Linked DNA regions of Homo sapiens: region 1 is linked to region 2. Evidence: read pairs that join two places in POLR2A ChIA-PET (ENCODE). Cell type or tissue: IMR-90. All regions are shown on one strand.

The links. ChIA-PET counts read pairs that join two places held together with the same protein. Peaks named below come from ENCODE experiments on the same cell type or tissue, not always from the same donor. Only the 100,000 strongest peaks of a DNase experiment are listed, where the experiment ranks them.
Region 1: POLR2A ChIA-PET joins it to region 2 with 9 read pairs; 2 of 35 experiments call an interaction of 5 or more read pairs at or near these places.

The regions. Positions count from the first base shown.
Region 1 is chr10:34,704,808-34,708,807 of GRCh38, forward strand. The region is part of intron 1 of PARD3 (par-3 family cell polarity regulator); the gene reads right to left. Among named protein-coding and RNA genes, the nearest start is that of PARD3, 110 kb to the right of the region's middle. In IMR-90, no CTCF peak of the experiment used is centred here; no DNase peak of the experiment used is centred here; H3K27ac peaks cover 160 bases.
Region 2 is chr10:34,654,235-34,658,234 of GRCh38, forward strand. The region is part of intron 2 of PARD3 (par-3 family cell polarity regulator); the gene reads right to left. Among named protein-coding and RNA genes, the nearest start is that of PARD3, 160 kb to the right of the region's middle. In IMR-90, a CTCF peak has its summit at 1,522 (motif pointing right); DNase peaks (open chromatin) are centred at 1,257 and 1,537.

The DNA.
Region 1 (4,000 bases), 51 kb after region 2:
TACAGTTTAGCATCCACCAACCAGATTAGCCACATGATAGTTAAGTTAACAAGACAAATAAAGTCCTAGTTAGTGATATAACAAATAGAAAACATTTCATTTTTTTGTTTTGTTTTTAAAAATGCCCCTCAGACTTCTAAAACACTTCATTTTAAAAAGTCAACAAAAGAGCACGATCAGCAGGAACTATGCTTCTCTCTAGATTCTCTGGGTAACTCTCCAATTTATTTAAGCCAAAAACAAACATTTTTAGAATATATTCTGAAGTTCTGTTCTTAAAAAAAAAATGAATCATTAGCACTTCAAGATAGATATCACACATGCAATTCTGACTTTTCCTGATTTAATCAGCTTCATTTTTAAAAATGCTGATTGGCCAGGTGCAGTAGCTCACGCCTGTAATCCCAGCACTTTTGAGAGGTGGAGGCAGGAGGATTGCTTGAGCCCAGGAGTTCAAGACCAGCCTGGCCAATGTAGGGGGACCCCATCTCACAAATAAGTTTTTTCTTGTTGTTATTTTTGGTTTTTTAATTAGCTGGGCATGGTGGTGTGTGCCTATAGTCCCAGCTACTGGGGAGGCTAAAGCAGGAGGATCACTTGAGCCCGGGAGGTGGACAATACAGTAAGCTGTGATCATACCACTGCACTCCAGCCTGGGCAACAAGTTCAGACCCTGTCTCAGGAAAAAAAAAAAAAGCCAATCTTTTCCAATAAACTGAAACATAGGACCCATCTTCAATCTTGTTACAGGAACACTGCTAAACATTATACAAATGTTTGTGTTGCCTTCTCAATACAGGGAGAAGACAGACAGTCAGATGTCATAGCTGATGTTCAACAACAAAATAATGACCTGTATCACCACAAGGGAGGGACTAATATCTCATGCTAAGTACACTGCTCGGCCCCCATTCTCCACTCCAAACCACACCCAATACCAATGCCAAAACCTCAGCACCACAACACAAGACAGAGCAAACCACAAACCTGCTGCCTCCCTTGACAGGTGGATAGCTTCATTTATCTCATCAATCAAAAGTGAAAATGGAGGCATGAAACCAGGTGAAGTCCAACCTCAAGGAAATAAGTTTCTGGCATTTAGTCTTATTAGAACTAGCACATAATCTCTCACAGGGTCACACATTATTCAATAATATGAGAAATCAGCCCATCGATGACCTCCAAGATCTGACATGACTTTCATGCCAACACAAAGTCATGGAAGTCCTTCAACTCCTCCACCATTCTACAGAAATGAAGGGAATGGCCTCAGACTACAGCGCTGGCACAGGACACAGCCAAGGCAAGAATGAGACAGCAGTAACCACCAGTTAGATCTGCACTGCATTTTACAATTTTAAAAAATGCATTCATGTGCATTATCTCATGTGGAAAGAGGGCTTATAATTCCTATTTTCAGAGGAGAGAACTGAGACTCAGAGAGCATAAATAGCCGGCAAGAGGTCACAATTCATAAATGCTGGCAGCCAGGACTCCAGCCCAGGTCTGCTGATTTATTCCCAAGTCCTTTCTCAGACTAACACTGGCAGTTTCCAATCTGAAGCGTCAGGGTTGCTTGTCTTCTTTCCACAGCCCCTCCTCCCAGCCTCTTCTCAACAGCTTCATTTGTTAATACAGTACATAAAGAGAAGATCCAGGCCAGGCGTGGTGGCCCACACCTGTAATCCCAGCACTCTGGGAGGCCATGGCAGATTGCTTGAGTTCAGAGGGCCTAGACCAGCCTGGGCAATATGGCAAGACCCTGTCTCTATAAAATACAGAAAACAAAACAAAACAAAAAAACTTAGCTGGACGTGGTGGCAGGTACCAGTAGTCCCAGCTACTCAGGAGGCTGAGGCATGAGGATCACTTGAGCCTGGAAGGTTGAGGCTGCTGTGAGCCACGATTGTACCACTGCACTCCAGCTGGGGTAACAAAGTGAAACCTTGTCCCAAAAATCAATTAAATTAATTAATTAAAATAAAAAGACGAGATCCATAAAGTATTTTAATAAAAAGGGCCAGGTGTTGTGGCTCACGCCTCTAATCCCAGCACTTTGGGAGGGTGGGGCAGGAGGATCATTTGAGCCCAGGAGTTAGAGACCAGCCTGGACAACACAGTGAGATCCTGTCTCCACAAAAAATTTTAAAAATTAGGGCTGGGTTCGGTAGCTCACACCTGTAATCCTAGCACTTTGGGAGGCTGAGGTGGTCAGATCACTTGAGGTCAGGAGTTTGAGACCAGCCTGGCCAACATGGTGAAACCCCATCTATACTAAAAATACAAAAATTAGCCAGGTGTGGTAGTGCGCACCTGTGGTCCGAGCCACTTGGGAAGCTGAGGTGGGATGATCGCTTCAGCCCAGGAGGTCAAGGCTGCAGTAAGCAGTGGCGTGCCACTGCACTCCAGTCTGGGTGACAGAGTGAGACCCTGTCTCAAAAAAAAAAAAAGAAAAGAAGAAAAAAAGTGTTGGCTGTTAAAACCAAGTCTGAAAAGCCACACCATGAAAAATTCTATTACATGTTCTAATCACATCATGATTTAAAGTGGTGGTTCTCCAAGTGGGAGTCCAGGCCAGCATCACCTGATAATACACTGGAAATTCCAATCCCAAGCGGGATACACCACCAAAAAAAAAGTCTCTGGAGGAAGGACCAACCACCTATTTATACATTTAAACTAGCCCTCCAGGTGTTTCTGATGCACACTGAGGTTTGAGAACCAGTGATTCAGAATGAGGGGCGAGAAGAGATCAGAGAGGAAGCTGAAACACCTTGTGCCTCTTCTATACACTACGTTTTAGCCCAACAACTCGTGGGTTTAGTGCTTCTATCCAAACTTCGGAAATCAAACAGATGTTAGCTATTACATCTTTAAAATGGTTACCATGAACACACACACACATATTTGTCTCCTATAAGCATACAGATAATCTCAGTGTTCACTGTCAGAGTCCTTTCTCAGTGTTATTTCAACTCCAGGCTCTGTGCAGGGGATTGCTAACGCCACATCTTTAGACCAGAACCCTCCCAGCACTCCCACTTCAAACATCCACCTCTCACTGCACCTCACCCTGGGAGCAGTCTGAATCCTCCAAGGAGCTTGTTTTAAAAGCCTGCCAGGAAATTTTTATGCAACAAACAAAAGAATACCCATTTGGGAATTACTTATGACTGGACAATGTTTTTATGGAGTCCTATTTTACTTCAAATAGATAAAGCTTATATTCCTTATCTTCCCTCTAACACCAACTTCCTGCCTTCTTCATTCCTACTGATAGCAGCATCCTCCTGATTGAACCTAATCAAAACATAGCCTCACTTCTTCTTTACAGGAAATACAGGGGATAGAGAACCAAGGTAAACAATACCATAAGGAAACAATCAGACAAATCCAGAATATGAGTTTTTCTTTGTTTTTTGTCTTGTCTTTACAACGCAATTGCACTGATCTTTAAAGGAAAAAAAAAAAAAAGTCCACTTCGTCTGATATCTAAGTGCAATGTATGATCCTGGAGTGGATACTGCATCTGGAAAGAAAAAGTACTATGAAAAAGGAAAGGACAACTGAAGAAATTTGTCAAATTAAGTTAGGTAATGGAATGATACATTGGTAAGTTTTCTGAATGTGATCATTGTACTAGTTATACAACGAACAGTCATTTTTTGAGGAAATGTATGCTTAAGTAATAAGGGTGAGAAGTGTTATAATATCTGTACTTTAGTCTCAAATGGTTCAGGACAAAAAAATGCATACTATTACTAATGTGTATCTTTATGTTTATAGAGATAGAAAAACAACGTAGCAAATGTAAACAACTGGTGAATCTAAAGTATCAGTGGTGCATTTCACTAAAGTGTACATTAGAAATTTTTCAAGAGAAAACGTTAAAAATATGTCATTAAAAAAATAACCTGGGGACTTTTCTAGATCAAAAAGATTAAGGAGGAATATCCAAATTCAAGGTGTGAGTGGTGTTTGGGTCCTTGCTGGGTTTAAA
Region 2 (4,000 bases):
GAATTTGCAAATACAAAAAAATGGCAAGAATAATAGCTAACATGTATAAGGTGATATCATATAACAATGTTTTCACCATCACAACATCCCATGCAATCGGTACAATTGTTATCATGATTTTACAGACGTGCTAAAAGGTTAAGTAACTTGCCCAAGGTCACACAGCCAATAAACAGCAGGGCTGAACTTCGAACTCAAGCCAACAGAATCCAAACTCTCTGCTCTAGAATCCAAGCTGCACTGCCTGCCTTTCTATGGAAAAATATCTATAACTCTCTACAGAATGGCACAAGTTCAACAGATGAAAAACAAAAATAGAGTTCCAGGTTCCACAAAAACTCCTGCATTGCTAAGTTATATCACATTGAACACAAAAACCAATCACAATCTACTTCTTACTTCTCCATTTCCCACAACCCATTTGCCCTGCAATCACAAGATGCTCCAAGTTCACCTCTAATGTGGAGCTTTCAAGATCTTCCATCCTACAGCTCCTCCCAAGTCACTCTCCCGCAGACACTCTGCCGTGATATGGACACACACTGCACCTTTCCACATCTATGCTTTCCTTAATTCCGATCAATGTCCAAAACAATTTTGACCCCCACCTTTTCTGACATTGCCATCGCTCCGTGACTGCACACACCTGTTACCAGCTTTCCCCATCTACACTCCCGTTGCCTTACAGTAAGAACCATTAAATTAGCACTTAAAAATTACCTTATATTCTTGTTACGAAAACGGACGTGCCCAGGACAAATCCTTTTTCTGAGTCCAACATTTCCACCCACCATTTGCTGAGCACGTCAACAACTTTTACAGTAATAGTTGCAATTTGAACCTGTTAAGGAAACAGCTACTCCCTTTATCTAGTATCAAGTGACTTTTATGTGCCTTAACACACTTGCTCTGCAATCCTACCTGTGTTATAGTTACAATTTGAAGACGAGGTTTGTTCAAAGGAAAAATAAACTTAACACCCTATCAAATCATTACAAAGTGGAGTTCGAATTGTATGCAACATAAAGGTATATATGAGTTTCTCTTCTAAGGCCCCCATTTAGCTTTTTTCACAATGCACCTGTTTGTCTATAAATTGTTCTAGAATATTAGTTCACATTGATTTGTGTGTTTTATGTATAACACACAATAAGCACTGCCCTAGCCTGTGTTACTCCTGATCATACATGACTGTGGGTGTGTGTGAGATGGAGAGAAGTTCATGACATCACAACCAACCCTGGAGAAAAGTGCAGAATGGGGAGGAGCATAAATTACCAGCACACGATTCATACTCCAAAACTCCACTCTGATGTCTGGCTTTCAAGACCTTCCATTTTATGGCTCTTCCCAAGCTATTCTCTACCAACCCCGCAGAAGAGGGCAGAATGCAGAGGAGAGTAAATAAGGGGATGAGAACGCTGACGAATATAGCCATTGTCCCTTCCTCAAGAGCAGTAATAAAGTTACCTTACAAGCTGTTTAACCAAGAGCCTGGAGGATGACAATACAAAGAGTAGACACAAGGGGGAGCCAATGGGTCCATCTTAAAAGTAACTGGAGACCAGGAAATTGGGCTTTTAAGAACTTTAAATTCCACAAACAAGCCACAAAATGGGAATGAATGAAGTCTAAGAGTAACAACAGATGCCATGAAGGAAAGCAGCAAAGAGCAGGAGACACTGAGATTTCTGATTTTTAAATTCAGTTCTGAACTGAATTAAAAAACCAAAAGAATTTTTTTAATCGTGTTCTTCAACGTGAACTCAAAAACAAACAACATTTGAAAAGGATGACTTGGGAATGGCTCACTCACATACTAGCAAAATGTCAAAATTTTTTATGGTATACAAATTTGATGTTGAAGAAAAAAGTAAAGAGTAATTTTTAAAATTCCCTGCCTTTGTTAAACTTACTTAACACCACTGCCCCCCATAAACCACAAAAATTGTAATGTTAATGGGCTTCTCTTAGCTTCTCCTATATTGTATTCTACTTTTAACCTTCAAGATAAAAAAAAACCTATCTGAAATGCATGTCAGTTCCACATAAACTGACCTTAATTCCAGGAAGTGTTCTATGATAAATATATTGTCAGTAAAGGTTTTAAATATTGCTACTAAAGATGTAATTATAGATGCTCAAGTTTTCGTACTATTGAAGTACATTAATTAAAACTTGGCACAGTTGAAATCAGAGAACATATGAAAGGAGAGTGACGTGCATTTCATATCGAGGGTAGCATAATTATTACTTTTGATAAAGATGTTCGGAAGAAGGCGAGAGTGCTGTGCCTGTAATAACCTTAATCATCATTCAATACAAAAGAACCAATCCATCAAAATCCAAAAGGATTTGCTTATTGTTATGCTTTTAGAAAGCTCATCAGGTATTTCCAAAAGCTTCCTAATGACAATAATTAAACATCTGGTAATGGTGACCTACTTGTGGCTGCTGAACTTCCTTGGATAGTCTTTTCCATTAATTATGTACATGCTGGGAACTGAGAGAGAATTTACATTATGAATAATAACTCAGGGCCGCAGGAGAAGTCAGAAACCGACAGGGGCAACTCCCTGCTGTCCTCACTGCTATCTGTATTAAGGCCTTGTTAGCGCTCTTGTATTTGGGAACAGATGCTACATAAAAATTGCAAAAGCATCAAGCTAAGGCATGCATGCATCTTGATGTAAACATGTTGTGAGGAAACAGCCTTCTAATAAACATTCAACACTGTGCCTAAGGGAGAGAAGAGACAAGCTGTCACATTTTCTACTTTTTACTCTGTGTAGAATTACGATCTGATGCAAACTTTGACCCTAAACTTATCAAATAAGGCCCAGGTCTGTTCTAGCCTTGGCAATTGCATAAATAAGAAAAGCCAGATCACAGCTGGGCACGATGGCTCATGTCCGTAATTCCAGCACCTCTGGGAGGGCTGATTGAGGCCATAAGTTTGAGATCAGCCTGGGCAACAGAGGAGATCCCACCTCTACCAAAAAAAAAAAAGTCAGAAAAGCCAGATCGAGAACATGCACACTTTCAAACATTTCATAGTTCCTTAAATTTCAGGGTGAAATGGGAGAGAAAGGTAGGAACTGAGACAATGATGTTTGTATTGGCCTGAAATTCATCTGGTGATGAAATAATTATTGTCCAAAAAAAAAGTCTACTTCGATCTATTTGACAATCACCTGATAACCATTTATTCTCATTGGATCTGTGTCCTTCCCCAAAGCCACATGATTTTAGTAATTAACACATCACTGTCACCTTTCTGCTTCTCAGTTTTGTTTTGTTTGTTTGTTTGTTTGTTTGTTTTGAGACGGAGTCTTGTTCTGTTGCCCAGACTGGAGTACAGTGGCACGATCTTGGCTCACTGCAACCTCCGCCTCCTGGGTTCAAGTGATTCTCCTGTCTCAGCCTCCCGAGTAGCTGGGATTACAGGCACACGCCACCACGCCTGGCTAATTTTTGTATTTTTAGTAGAGACGTGGTTTCGCCATGTTGGCCAAGCTGGTCTCAAATTCCTGACCTCAGGTGATCCGCCTGCCTGGGCCTCCCAAAGTGCTGGGATTACAGGCACGAGCCACCACACCTAGCCACTTCTCAGCTTTTTAAGAGATCAACAGCCAGGCGCGGTGGCTCACGCCTATAATCCCAGCACTTTGGGAGGCCGAGGTGGGCGGATCACGAGGTCAGGAGATCGAGACTGTCCTAGCTAACACAGTGAAACCCTGTCTCTACTGAAAATACAAAAAATTAGCCGGGCGTGGTTGCAGGCACCTGTAGTCCCAGCTACTTGGGAGGCTGAGGCAGGAGAATGGCCTGAACCTGGGAGGCGGAGCTTCCAGTGAGCCGAGATTGCGCCACTGCACTCCAGCCTGGGCGACAGATCAAGACTCCGTCTCAAAAAAAAAAAAAAGAATCCACAACATAAGTGGATTTATTCAAATGTTTTTTTAAAAATGTGTTTTATACCTTTTGGTAAAGATGTAAA